2 separate regions of the Homo sapiens genome follow, and region 2 is linked to region 1. A link is an interaction called in ENCODE POLR2A ChIA-PET data of the cell type or tissue named here. Cell type or tissue: GM12878. All regions are shown on one strand. Links, peaks and the distances in the headings refer to the core of each region. The heading gives the core; the rest is flanking DNA.

Region 1 (6,419 bases), core at 728-5,727:
ATGGAGTCTCACTCTGTTGCCCAGGCTGGAGTGCAGTGGCACGATCTTGTCTCACTGCAACCTCCACCTCCTAGGTTCAAGCGATCCTTCTGCTTCAGCCTCCCAAGTAGCTGGGACCACAGGCATGTGCCACCATGCCCCACCATGCCCAGCTAATTTTTTTGTATTTTTAGTAGAGACGGAGTTTCACTATATTGGCCAGGCTAGTCTTGAACTCCTGACCTCATGATCCGCCTGCCTCAGCCTCCCAAAGTGCTGGGATTACAGGCGTGAACCACCGAGCCCAGCCAGGCAGTTCTTTATAGCAGTGTGAAAACAGACTAATGCACCAGGAGTGGTGGCACACCTATAATCCTGTCTACTTGGAAGGCTGAGGCAGGAGGAGGAGGATCACTTGAGCCCAGGACGTTGAGGCTATAGTGAGCTACGATCTCGCCACTGTACTCTAACCTAGGTGACAGAGCAAGACCCTGTATGAAAGAAAGAGAGAGAGAAGAAAGAGAAAGAGAGACAGAGAGAGGAAGGAAAGAAGAAAGAGGAGGAAGAGAAAGAGAAAAAGAAAGAAAGAGAAAGAGAGACAGAGAGAGGAAGGAAAGAAGAAAGAGGAGGAAGAGAAAGAGAAAAAGAAAGAAAGAGAAAGAGAGAGGAAAGAAAGAAGAGAAAGAAAGAGAAAAAGAAAGAAAGAAGGGAAAGAAAGAAAGAAAAGAAAGAAAGAAAAAGAAAGAAAGAAAGAAAAAGAAAGAGAAAGAAAACGTTCTTCTTTGAAAAGGCAATGGACTTCATATGTGGATGTAACATAGAGCTAAGTTACACTTCAACACTGAGTATAGTCAAATGTTCATAAAAACAAATACCATTTCTTTGGTCTTCGTTATGGACTGAATGGCCCCCGCCAAATTCATATGTTGAAATTGCATCCTCAGTGTGATGGTATTTGAAAGTGGGCCCTTTGGGAGGTGATTAGGTCATGAGGGTGGGGGCCTCATGAATGGGATTAGTGCCCTTAAAAGAGGCCTGAGAGCTAACTCACCTGCTTTCCACGATGTGAGGATACAAGGAGAAATCAGCCATCTGCAACCCAGGAGAGGGCCCTCATCAGAACCGACCATGCTGGCACCCTGGACTTCTAGCCTCCAGAACTGTGAGAAATAAATCTCTGTGGTTTATAACCTACCCAGTCTACGGTGCTTTGTTATAGCACCCGAAGAGGCTAAACTAGTCTTAAACATGAACTTTCATTTCTTCGCAAATATGGTCATATCCGTCTCAGAAGTTGGGTTTCTGACCTTGTTCTTTAATGATGTTGTGACGCTTGTACTGGTCCATCTGATCCTGATACTCTCTGGATTGATAAGTAGGTAACTGTCCCTGGAAAAATGGCAAGGTGGGGTAAACGTGTCTGAACGTATAAAACATTTCAGAAGAGGAACAACATCTCTTCAGAACCCTATCTTTTTTTTATTCTAAGGCAGGGTCTTGCCCTGTCACCCAGGCTGGAGTGCAGTGGTGTAATCATGGCTCACTGCAGCCTCGACCTCCCAGACTCAAGCAATCCTCCTGCCTCAGCACCTGCCCCCCATCAGCTGAGACTACAGGCACACACCATCATGCCCTGCTAATTTTAAAATATTTTGTAGAAACGTGGTTTCGCTGTGTTGCCCAGACTGGTCTTGAACTCCTGGGCTCAAGCCATCCGCCCAGCTTGGCCTCCCAAAGTGTTGGCCAAGGCGTGAGCCACCGCACCCAGCCAGAACCCTATCTTTTTATAAAAGGTTTTTGCACATTTGATGACTAATTGCCAATCTTGCTGTTTGCCTAATTTGGAGGGGGATGGTATTCACCACAAGGACAAGATATACAATTGGCTCAGACTCTCAGACTTTAAGCAAGAGAGGTTTGTGCCTTAAATCATTAGGAGAAAAGAAAAGCTGACGGATATGCCAGTTTTATTCCAGAAATGGCATCTCACCAAGGAAGTGACTTCAGTTTAGAAACAGAGCCCCTGAGTTCGAATTCCTGCTCTGCCATTTAGAATCTACATAGCCTTGGACAAGACACTCCACTTTGCCATGCCTCAGGGCCACTCGGAGACAGAGGGCACTCACCCACAGGGAGGGGTGTTCTGCCTGCGGTCTTTCCCCCTCCCTTGCCTGGTCTCCGTCTCTTCTGGGACTGGATTTAGTGTTTGATTCTGTCCTCTGTGTGACATACAGTATGTGATATGACACTGAATATGACGTTTCCTTTCAACTTGTCTTCAAATTATTCTATGATATTTACCTTCCCCTGAATTCTTTCATAACAGTAGTTCCTTTCTTGTTACTTGTTCTTTAATGTGGCTTTTGTTCAAGTTTTTATTTCCCAGCAAAGACCAACTTTCCTTTGATTTTGATGGAGGAAAGATTAGCTACATAAATCATTTGAAATTAAAGCAAACCAAACACAACACAAACATGAAAGGAATATCAAATGCTTCCCTGAATTAAAAGGGTTCCAATCCCAGCACCTCTGAAGATGGGCAGCGTCTTTACTACTTGACCTTAAAGAGGTAACCCAGAAGAAAAAAGAACTTGAGTTGTTAAGAGAAGAGAGAACAGCCAGCTGGAGAGGAACCAATGAAAAGCATTAGAGGCAGCTCTTGGCTGGAGGAAGAAAGCAGTCTGCCTTCAGCGTCTCGTACAAAAGTCTCCTGGTGCACTGTGCAGAGCCAGGCTTGGTTTAAAGTCTCTATTGTTAGCAGATGTCAGCACGACCAGGGTCAGGGTCAAACAGGGAACTCACAAAATGAGTTGAATATTTTAAAAAAAAAGAAAAAGTGATGTGCCTAGATAAACTACAAGAAAAAAAGCCATCTTTAATTGATGTATAAGAAATTTTAGCTGTTAATTTCCATGAGGATTACAAATGTTAAGATTAATGCAAGCATAAAATTAGCCAACTGTCTATAGCTCAAGAAAATTTGCCATTCAATATGCCATATATTAAACAGTAAAAATATTCAAACAGGACACTTTTGAAAATAAGCTTCATGCCCTGGTGGAAGAATGGATTATCTCAGAGAACTGAGCTCAGCAATAAATACATTCTTAAATGAAATATCCAATCCTTATTTGGGAGTGTAGCTTTATCTTAGTGTTTGCTGAGATACAGGAGTTCATTAGTAACTTGCCAGCTATGTAAGATACAGATAGACCACTAAATGAGCACACTGTGTCTGTATTGATAGTTTTATTTCCAGTGGAACTGAGATCAAGCACCGTGCTTGCTGGTTAGTTATACAGCTTTTTTTCTGGGGAAATTTTAGAAAGCTTTTTGTGCCCTAAGGGTCCCTCTGGGGTTTTCCTGCTGCACAGATTGTCATGTTCTGTGCAATGTGACTCTGAGATCCTGGTCCACAGCTGATTGGGTCAGAGAGGGGCACCTGACCCTAGTGCAGCCAGTTTCTAAGCTGGCCTGTGGCCGACTCAGAGCTCTGCTCAAAAGAGCCATCTATTCTGTGTGGTGATTGGCTTGCTCAGCCAGAGGATATTTGAATATAAGATGCAAGAGTCTGCAGTCAGAAGCAGGGTGGAGGCTGAAGGACACCCAGGGAGACTAGAGCCACGAGGCAGCAGAAGCCACGAAGCAGACAGAGCAACCATGGATGCGGGGATCACGGAGGAGTGGAGTGATGGGGAGCGACCACCGCCCACTGCTGTTCTTGGGGTGATGGCAGAAAGAGCAGGAGAGCAGGGCTGTATCCCCAACAGGGTTCCTGTTCTAAGCACGTTTGTGTGCAGGAGGCTGGCTGTGCAGCTGCCTGACCGTTCTCTGTTTCTTTTCAGTACAACCCTGTCACTAAGGTAACCAGACTATAGCTTTTTCTAGGGAGCCAGGATACCAAGCAAAGCCTTTGCTTATCAAACTGACTGGTTCTCACTAGGGGCTCTCAGAATCTCTGAGTGAGTTCGGCCAAGTGCTGGTCTTTGCATGTCGGTATTAAGCCAGAATACACACAAAGGGAGAGGAGGGTAGGCCGGCTAGTAATGCAACCAAGAGAAATATTAGGGAGTAGATAATTAAATTCTATGAAATTGAAGGATATGTCTTAGAAAGTATTTATGTATTGATTTTTGAAACAGGGTCTTGCTCTGTCACCCAGGCCGGAGCGCAGTGGCACGATCATAGCTCACTGGGACCAAACTCCTAGGCTCGAGGGATCCTCTTGCCTCAGCTTCCCGAGTAGATGGAACTACTGGTGTGGGCCACCACACCTGCCTAATGGTTTTATTTTTAGTAGAGACAAGGTCTCACTATGTTGCCCAGGCTGGTCTTGAATTCTTGGGCTCGAGCGATTCTCCTGCCTCAGCTTCGTAAAGTGCTGGGGTTACAGGCATGAGCCACTGCGCCTGACTTGTCTAGAATTTATGGTAAATTATTACAGTAGTCCTCCCTTAACCGCAGTTTTGCTGTCTGTGGTTTCAGTTACCCATGGGTGACCCTGGTCCAAAAAATATTAAATGAAAAATTCCAGAAACAATTCATAAGTTTTAAGTTGCATGCCGTCCCTGAGTCGCGTGATGAAATCCTGCTCCACCCTGCTTTGTCCAGCCCAGATGTGAATCAGACATCCCTTTCTCTAGGTACCTGTACTGTACATACTACCTGCCCTTCAGTGACTTAGTAGCCATCCCAGTTATCACACAAGAAAAACATAGTCTATACAGGGTTCAGTGCTACTCATGGTTTCAGGCATCCACTGGGGGTCTTGGAACACATTTCCTGTGGATAAGGGGTAACTACTGTTCTTTTACAGTTTGGGATTGTATAAGCTGGGCACAGTGGTTCACACCTGTAATCCCAGTACTTTGGGAGGCTGAGGTGGAAGGATCGCTTGAGGCCAGGAGTTTGAGACCAGCCTGGGCAACATGGGGAGAATGTCTCTACAAAAAAGTGAAAAAAAAAAAAATTAGCTGGGCGTGGTGGTACACATCTGTAGTCCCAGCTACTCAGGAAGCTGAGGCGGATGGCTTGAGCCCAGGAGTTCAAGGCTGCAATGAGCGATGATGGTACCACTGCACTTCAACCTGGGCAACAGAGTGAGACCCTGTCTCTAAAAACAAAATTTAAAAAATCTTGGGATTGTGTAAATAAATTTCCATTAAACAAGAATTGTTGACTATAACAACGGCCAACATTTTGTCTTTTTAGTTTTGTGGCTTATTTACTCCTGAAACCTCTTTTTGCATTTAAATAATTTTGCTTCAAATAAGGTAAAGTGTTAGCAGAGGCAACAAAGACTCCTCATGGTTACTGGTAGATCCATGCAACCAAAGCTTCCCGAAGATTTAAGCTTTTTCTTAAGGCATTCAGCGGTAAAGTTATTTTATTATTATTATTATTATTATTATTATTATTATTTTTGAGATGAAGTCTTGCTCTGTCCTCCAGGCTGGAGTGTAGCGGCACAATCTCGGCTCACTGCAAACTCCACCTCCCAGGATCAAGCGATTCTCCTGCCTCAGCTTCCCGAGTAGCTGGGATTACAGCTGTGCACCACCACGCCTGGCTTATTTTTGTATTTTTTCTAATTTTTATTTTTTTAGTAGAGACTAGATTTCACTATGTTGACCAGGCAGGTCTTGAACTCCTGACCTCAAGTGATCCACCCTCCTCAGCCTCCCAAAGTGCTGGGATTACAGGCGTGAGTCACCACACCTGGTCAAAAAATTATTATTTTGTATACAGGTGTAATAAAATGCATAAAAGAAATTATATTTTAAAATCTCTTGAAAATCCATTATCCAGAGGTAACTCCTATTAGTACTTTGGTATAACGTACTTCTAGACTTTTTCTAATCACATTTGTATGTATTTAGAGCCTACAAAAATGAAATCATACTGTCCATACCATTTAATGCCATCTGTTTGGCAAATATGCATCTATCCACAGCATAATTTTGAATGTCTGTGTAGTATTCCATTATATGTATCATAAGCTACTCCAACAATAATAGCAACCTATGGAGCTTTTACTTGGATTCAAGTGCCTTCTATGCACGACCTCGACTAACCCGCACACTGACTCTACGAGGATAGGTATGATTTAGTGTCTCCATTTAACAAGCAAAAAACCGAGGTTTAGGGCTGCTGGCCTGCCCAGTTGCTCCCCCTGTCACGTGGCGATTGGAAGGCAGGCTCACTGGCTCCAGAGCACGCACCCTGACAACCACTTTTGTGCTTCCTATTGTTGGACACTTTGGAAACCACCAAAGTGGTTTCTAAAAAGCTACATGCCAATTGTTATTTTGGTATAAATGTCATTTTTAAAAATTAAACCAGATAATCATATAATATGATAAATATCATAGAATATGTTTGAAAAGTAAAAGCAGTCCATTTTTATACCTGTCTCACTAATATTTAACTAACTCAAATGA
Region 2 (6,419 bases), core at 739-5,738, 200 kb before region 1:
CCTTTATCTTATTCCCAAAACTGAAATGTAATGGCTCCAATAGCAAATTTTTTTTTTTTTTTTTTTTTTTGAGACAGAGTCTCACTCTGTCACCCAGGCTGGAGTGCAGTGGCACGATCTCGGCTCACTGCAAACTTTGCCTCCCGGGTTCACGCCATTCTACTGCCTCAGCCTCCCGAGTAGCTGGGACTACAGGCGCCTGCCACCACACCCGGCTATTTTTTTGTATTTTTAGTAGAGACGGGGTTTCACCGTGTTAGCCAGGATGGTCTCGATCTCCTGACCTCGTGATCCGCCTGCCTCGGCCTCCCAAAGTGCTGGGATTATAGGCTTGAGCCACTGCGCCTGGCTTGAGATGAAGAATTCTTCCTGATTTGTTTGTTTTTGTTGCTATGGTGTGATATTGTGAAATACATATTTGGTCTTTGTCCCCATTTCCTGGTATACAACTCCTAAAATCCTTGGAATCTCCAAAGTGATGTATTTTTATGGTAATGAGTTGGCTGATGGCTGGCAGCTCCTAGTAGCATCAGGATAGGGCTGGTCACAGGAAACACCAAGGCCTAATTAAAAAGTTGAGACTTTACAGCCCCACTTCCCCAGTCTTGGGGGAAGGCAACAGGACTGGAGGCGAAGTTGATCACCAAAGGCCAACGATTTAATCAATCATGACTGTGTAATGCAGTTTCTCTAAAAACCCAACAGAACCAGGTTCAGAGTGTCCAGATAGCTGAACACATGAAGGTTCCTGAAGGGTGGAGGGCCCAGAGAGGTCAAGGAAGCACTGCACCCCTTCCCACATTTCTTATCCAATCCATCTGGTCGTCTGGTGTTCATCAGTATCCATGTAATATCCTTTATAATAAATCAGCAAATGTAAGTGTGTGTCTCCCTGAGTTCTGTGAGATGCTCTAGCAAAATAATTAAACCTAAGGAGGGGGTTGTGGGAACCTCAGTTTAGAGCCGCTTGGTCAGAAGCACAGGTAAAACAACCTGGGGCTTGTGAACTGGCATTATAAATGATGGGGGCAGTCTTGGAGTCTGAGCCCTCAACTCGTGGGATCTGATGCCATCTCCAGGTAGATAAGTGCAAGAATTGAATGAATTAGGGGACAGCCAACTGGTGTCTCCTGCAGAACTGACTGCTTGATTGGTGTGGTCACAGACGTCTTCTGTGTTGATTGTTGAGAGAGGCTCTAGGAGAAACTGAATTTGTTTTTTCCCTATATTCTCAGAATTGGTGTCAAAAATAGGACTTGGTGTTCACAGAAACATGTGGTTTGGGAAGAAAAAGGATAAAAGGGTGGGGGATGAGGAAGCTTTGATTCCTGGATGGCTCCATAAGCGTGGAGTAGCAGCTGTGCTGCAATAAGCTACCAAAGATAAAAGTTAGCAAAACACAGGGATGGATCTAACTTCCAGGGAGTTGGTTCACTGGGAGCATAAAGAAATGCAAGCTAGTCAGGCATGGTGGCATGCACTTGTAGTTCCAGCTACTAGGGAGTCTGAGGTGAGAGGACCTCTGGAGTCCAGGAGTTCAAGGCCGCAGTGAGCCATGCTCATGGCACTGCACTCCAGCCTGGGCAACAGAGTGAGACCTTGTCCGGAAAGAAAAAAGAAAAGAGGCCGGGCGTAGTGGCTCATGCCTGTAATCCCAGCACTTTGGGAGGCCGAGGCGGGCGGATCATGAGGTCAGGAGATCGACACCATCCTGGCTAACATGGTGAGACCCCGTCTCTACTAAAACTACAAAAAATTAGCCAGGTGTGGTGGCGGGCACCTGTAGTCCCACCTACTCAGGAGGCTGAGGCAGGAGAATCGCTTGAGCCCAAGAGGCAGAGGTTTCAGTGAACCAAGATCACGCCACTGCACTCCAGCCTGGTGACAGAGTGAGACTCCGTTTCAAAAAAAAAAAAGAAAAGAAAAAAGAAAAGAAAGAGACAGAGGAAAGGGGGGAGAAAAAAATGCAAGCTAATAAGAAAATGACAAATACTCATTTCCTAGGTAATTATTATCTGAAACAGCTAAAATGAAATTAAAAGAGAGTGCTGGCGGGGACCTTGATACTAAATCAAGCTCACATTTTAGTTGAGTCTGAGGTCTGGCCACCAGCCTCAAAGCTACTTCCAAAGGGAAAATTATTCAGGGACAACCGAAAGTACCTCTAAGGCCTGTGGTTACTAAGGTAGTCAATGTGGGGGAAAAGCAAAACCAAGAAACTACTGAAACCAGAAGGTATAGTGTGGAGGAATTGCTTCGTGTTGTGGATTGGCATCACCGGCTTCCTGAAGAACATTTACTAAAATGGATTGTGAGAGTAACTAATTTGGGGGCACTTTCTTTAGTTTTCAATGATGCCGGGTGGAAGAGCATTTTGAGTTGATGCCGAACCCACAGCTCACTATAGAACAATCACAGATGGTTGTATGGGATGCAGACACACAGCAGGTTATTCCCAATGGAATACAGCTTGCTGGACTGGATAAAAGCCACTGTAAGTTCTGCTTACCCTGTAAAGAGGAATTGTTCGATTCTCCCTAAAACCACCTTTGCAAAATTATAAGAGTAAGAGAAATCTGACGTAGTTGACTCCATCTTGCTTCTGACTTCCAAGCTGTCCTCAGTCATTCCTGGGTGTAGGCCAAGCTAATTTTGGGAAGAATTTAGTTTACAGTTTAACCTTAAAGCAAGGATGATAATGGGCCTTTCCAAAATTAAGCCACCTTTCTAAAACTAATGAAAGACTACCAGGTTAGGTTTATGAGATGGGCTTGAATTCTGCTAAGATGTAGGCATAGTTAAACGATAGCCAGGCATTGTTCTCAGGTCACATGATTTGTAACTTCCCCAATTACTCCTATAGCTAACATCACTATTATAGAACCTCAGATTGGTCTTTTGAGATATTTTTCAGACTTTTGCATTCTAGCAATTGACTAACCTCACCCAGAAGTGGACTTGTGACTCATGACCCAGCCTGTCCTGTGGCCCCACCCAAAGGTGGGCTCAGCATGCCCCAATGATTGTATCCCCCAGCAATCAGCAGCATCCATTTCCTAGCCCCTTGCCCACCAAACTATCCTTGAAAACCCCTAACCTCTAAACCTTCAGGGAGACTAATCTGAGTGATCACTCTGTCTCTCCAGGTGGCATGGCTGGCCTTGCATCGATAAATCTCTTTCTTTACTGCAGTGCCGCTGTCTCAGTGAATTGATTTTGTCTGGAGATTACAGGTCCTATAAATGCCAAGTGAAACACCCCGGATGAAGCAGCTCATATGCTTCATATGCGTGTGATGTGGAACTGGCTTTTTGATGACTGGGATGTTCACTTGCTGAAGAGGCCCATTACTCAGGTCATGGTAAATGCTGTGGTTAAGGGGCCCCTTTTAATGTGGATGCTCCATATAACTTTATTGATGAAAACCAAAAGACAGTTTAGGAAGTTTTATCCAAATTGCTCTCTTGGCTTCCCCTCATGGGTCTTACAGATGCTGATAAAAAACATTAGGTTAATTAATAAGAGACTGGGGAAAGGCAAAAGGGAGAGTCAAAGGGACTCATCTCAGTTGACCAAGAAAAAGCTGGCAGGTTTGTGGATGGCAGTTCCAAGGTGAATGAACAACATCCTATTTGGAAAGATGCCATTCTGATCCAAGAAGGTGAAAACATGGGCAGCTCTGTGGGCTGAATCCCATGCTATTTTCCTAGCAGCAGTGGAAGAATTGAAGGGTGGTCAAAGCCCCTGTGTGTGTGGTTTTCCTGACTCTCAGGCAGTGGCCAAGAGCCTGGCATGGGTATTGTGGTGATAAAGAATCAAGGAACTTCTACTTAACCAACTTTACTTCTGTTGGAGTAAAATCAGAAACTCCTTAAACACCCTCTGCACGATAGCAAAATTTAATGCTGAGTATTATCGATTCCTGTTAGAAGAGTGAAAAGTAACAGGTAGTTTTGGCAGCTCCTCTTTATTGATAGTTGCTTTGATCAGAATGATACGGTCAGCCTTCCATGTCTGTGTCTTCTGCATCCATGGATTCAGCCAATTGCAGATGGAAAATATCCAGGAAAAAAAAATTCTATAAAGTTCCCAAAAGCAAAACTGGAATTAGCGGCATGCTGAGTACTGTGCTGAATCCACACGAACGACGTGGTGTGTAGGCATCGTATTAGGTATTATGAGTGATCTGGAAGTGACTTAAAGCACAAGGAGGATGTGCATAGGTTCTATGCAAATATTACGCCCTTACATATCAGAGACTTGAGCGTTTGAGGATTTTGGTATCTGTAGGTGGTTCTGGAACAGACTCCCACAGATACGAAGGGATGACCGTATATGCTTTGGATTAAGTTGTGTGGTAAACTAATTCTTTTGTACATGGGGAAGTGGATTTAAAAAGAAAACAAGTTAATTCTTGACTTTCCTATTTATAAATGGGAATTTCTGGGGACTGGTTATCGACTGGAGTTTTTGGGGAATTTGAACGATGACTCACACTTTCAGTCTGGTGGGTTTTCTATTTTACTAGGAATCCTTGACAAAGGCTCTCTCTTCTGACCAAACTTTAGTCAGTCTCCTGAGTCCTTTCTGATTAGGCGCAGCCTTGGGCTCCTCTCTCTTCTTGTAGAATCCAGTTAGAGCAAGAACTTTGCCAAGTCAGTTGAGAGAAGGCCCTCATCTTTTGTATCTGATCCTTTTATCTTTTATCTGGTCACCCTGGCCTGCCTTCAGCAACAATAGTATCAAGTCATTTTAGCCAGAAGCCCCTTCTCCTTGATATTTCTTTTGATTTTTCATCCACTGACCCCCCCTTCTGCCCCTCTTGTTCCTTGATTATAAATTCCCACATGTCCTAATTGGACTTGGAGTTGAGTCCAGTCTCTCTCCCCCACTGCAAGACCTGTTGCAGGGGTCCCTATACATATTGTCATGGCCTCTTTGAATGGCCTTCTTTAACAAGTGTCATAAATTATATATATTTGAGATGGATTTTCGCTCTGTCACTAGGCTGGAGTGCAGTGGCGCAATCTCAGCTCACTGCAAGCTCCGCCTCCGGGTTCAAGTGATTCTCCTGCCTCAGCCTCCCAAGTAGCTGGGACTACAGGCATGCGCCACCACGCCCAGCTAATTTTTGTATTTTAATAGAGACAGGGTTTCACCATGTTAGCCAGGATGGTCTCAATCTCTTGACCTCGTGATCTGCCCACCTTGGCCTCCCAAAGTGCTGGGATTACAGGCGTGAGCCACCGCTCCTAGCCCATAAATAATTTTTTAACATGCTGTTTGGAGACATAGTAATTTTATTCAGCATCTTAGTTGGATATGAAGAACATGGAAGAAAGAGAAATCAAGTTAGTGGTGAGGAAAAGTTGTTCACATCTGATTGGGAATCCAGAATTTCAATCACCCAAACAGATGATAGAAGCTAAAAGAAGTTACAAGGTCATTGCATAGGAGGATTACTCTGATTCCTAGGAAACATGGGCTAGGATGCCTTATTTCAGTGGAGGTCATGAATTCCTGTTGCCATAGTCACTGTGAGAAAGGGCTTGGCCTTCTCACCTGTGATTCAGGTAGAATCATTCTGGAAGCATGTAATCAGTCCTCAAATTTTGTGTTCTGGTTTTGAATCTCTGACATATTCTGGTCCAAATTTTTTAACCCAGGTTCATTTGTCTCAATAGTTGGGTAGGTGCAGCTGGGCGCGGTGGCTCACACCTGTAATCCCAGCACTTTGGGAGGCCAAGGCGGGCAGATGACGAGGTCAGGAGATCGAGACCATCCTGGCTAACATGGTGAAACCCCGCCTCTACTAAAAATACAAAAAATTAGCCGGGCATGGTGGTGGGTGCCTGTAGTACCAGCAACTTGGGAGGCTGAGGCAGGAGATTGGCGTGAACCCGGAAGGCGGAGCTTGCAGTGAGCTGAGATTGTGCCACTGCACTCCAGCCTGGGTGACAGAGCAAGACTCCGCCTCAAAAAAAAAAAAAAAAGTTGGGTAGGTGATACACTTACTCTAACAAGATAAAAAAATAAGGAGAGAGATGATAAATAAATAAATCCGTGGTATTAGTACTACTGAATTAAGTTCAGGATCATCTGTTTGTGTTTTATCCGTGTTTGTTTTTTAACCCCTTTTAATGTTAAAAAGAATTCGATATACAATATTAGTCATGTGACTTTAAGTTTAAGGGTGAATAAAAACTAAGGTGACCTTGGAAGTAAGAAGGTGGCTACTCATCACTGTAGGCTTACCATCTGAGAAACCTCCATGGGAGGCCAGAATAACTTACTTCTTTTGCTTTTTTAAACTTAATTCCAGAAGACATCACATATGCATGACAAAGATAAAAGCACAAGTCTGCACCATTTCTGTGTTCTCAATAAATCTTATTGCCTAAAATATTAAGGAACGTTGA

Evidence for each region. ChIA-PET counts read pairs that join two places held together with the same protein. Peaks named below come from ENCODE experiments on the same cell type or tissue, not always from the same donor. Only the 100,000 strongest peaks of a DNase experiment are listed, where the experiment ranks them.
Region 2: POLR2A ChIA-PET joins it to region 1 with 5 read pairs; 3 of 35 experiments call an interaction of 5 or more read pairs at or near these places.

The regions. Positions count from the first base shown.
Region 1 is chr7:151,535,746-151,542,164 of GRCh38, forward strand. No RefSeq gene overlaps it. Among named protein-coding and RNA genes, the nearest start is that of RHEB, 19 kb to the left of the region's middle. RefSeq lists an enhancer at 3,191-3,330 and a silencer at 3,364-3,564. In GM12878, for the core only: no CTCF peak of the experiment used is centred there; a DNase peak (open chromatin) is centred at 3,514.
Region 2 is chr7:151,332,011-151,338,429 of GRCh38, forward strand. No RefSeq gene overlaps it. Among named protein-coding and RNA genes, the nearest start is that of NUB1, 6.6 kb to the right of the region's middle. RefSeq lists an enhancer at 4,270-4,349. In GM12878, for the core only: no CTCF peak of the experiment used is centred there; no DNase peak of the experiment used is centred there; H3K27ac peaks cover 1,035 bases.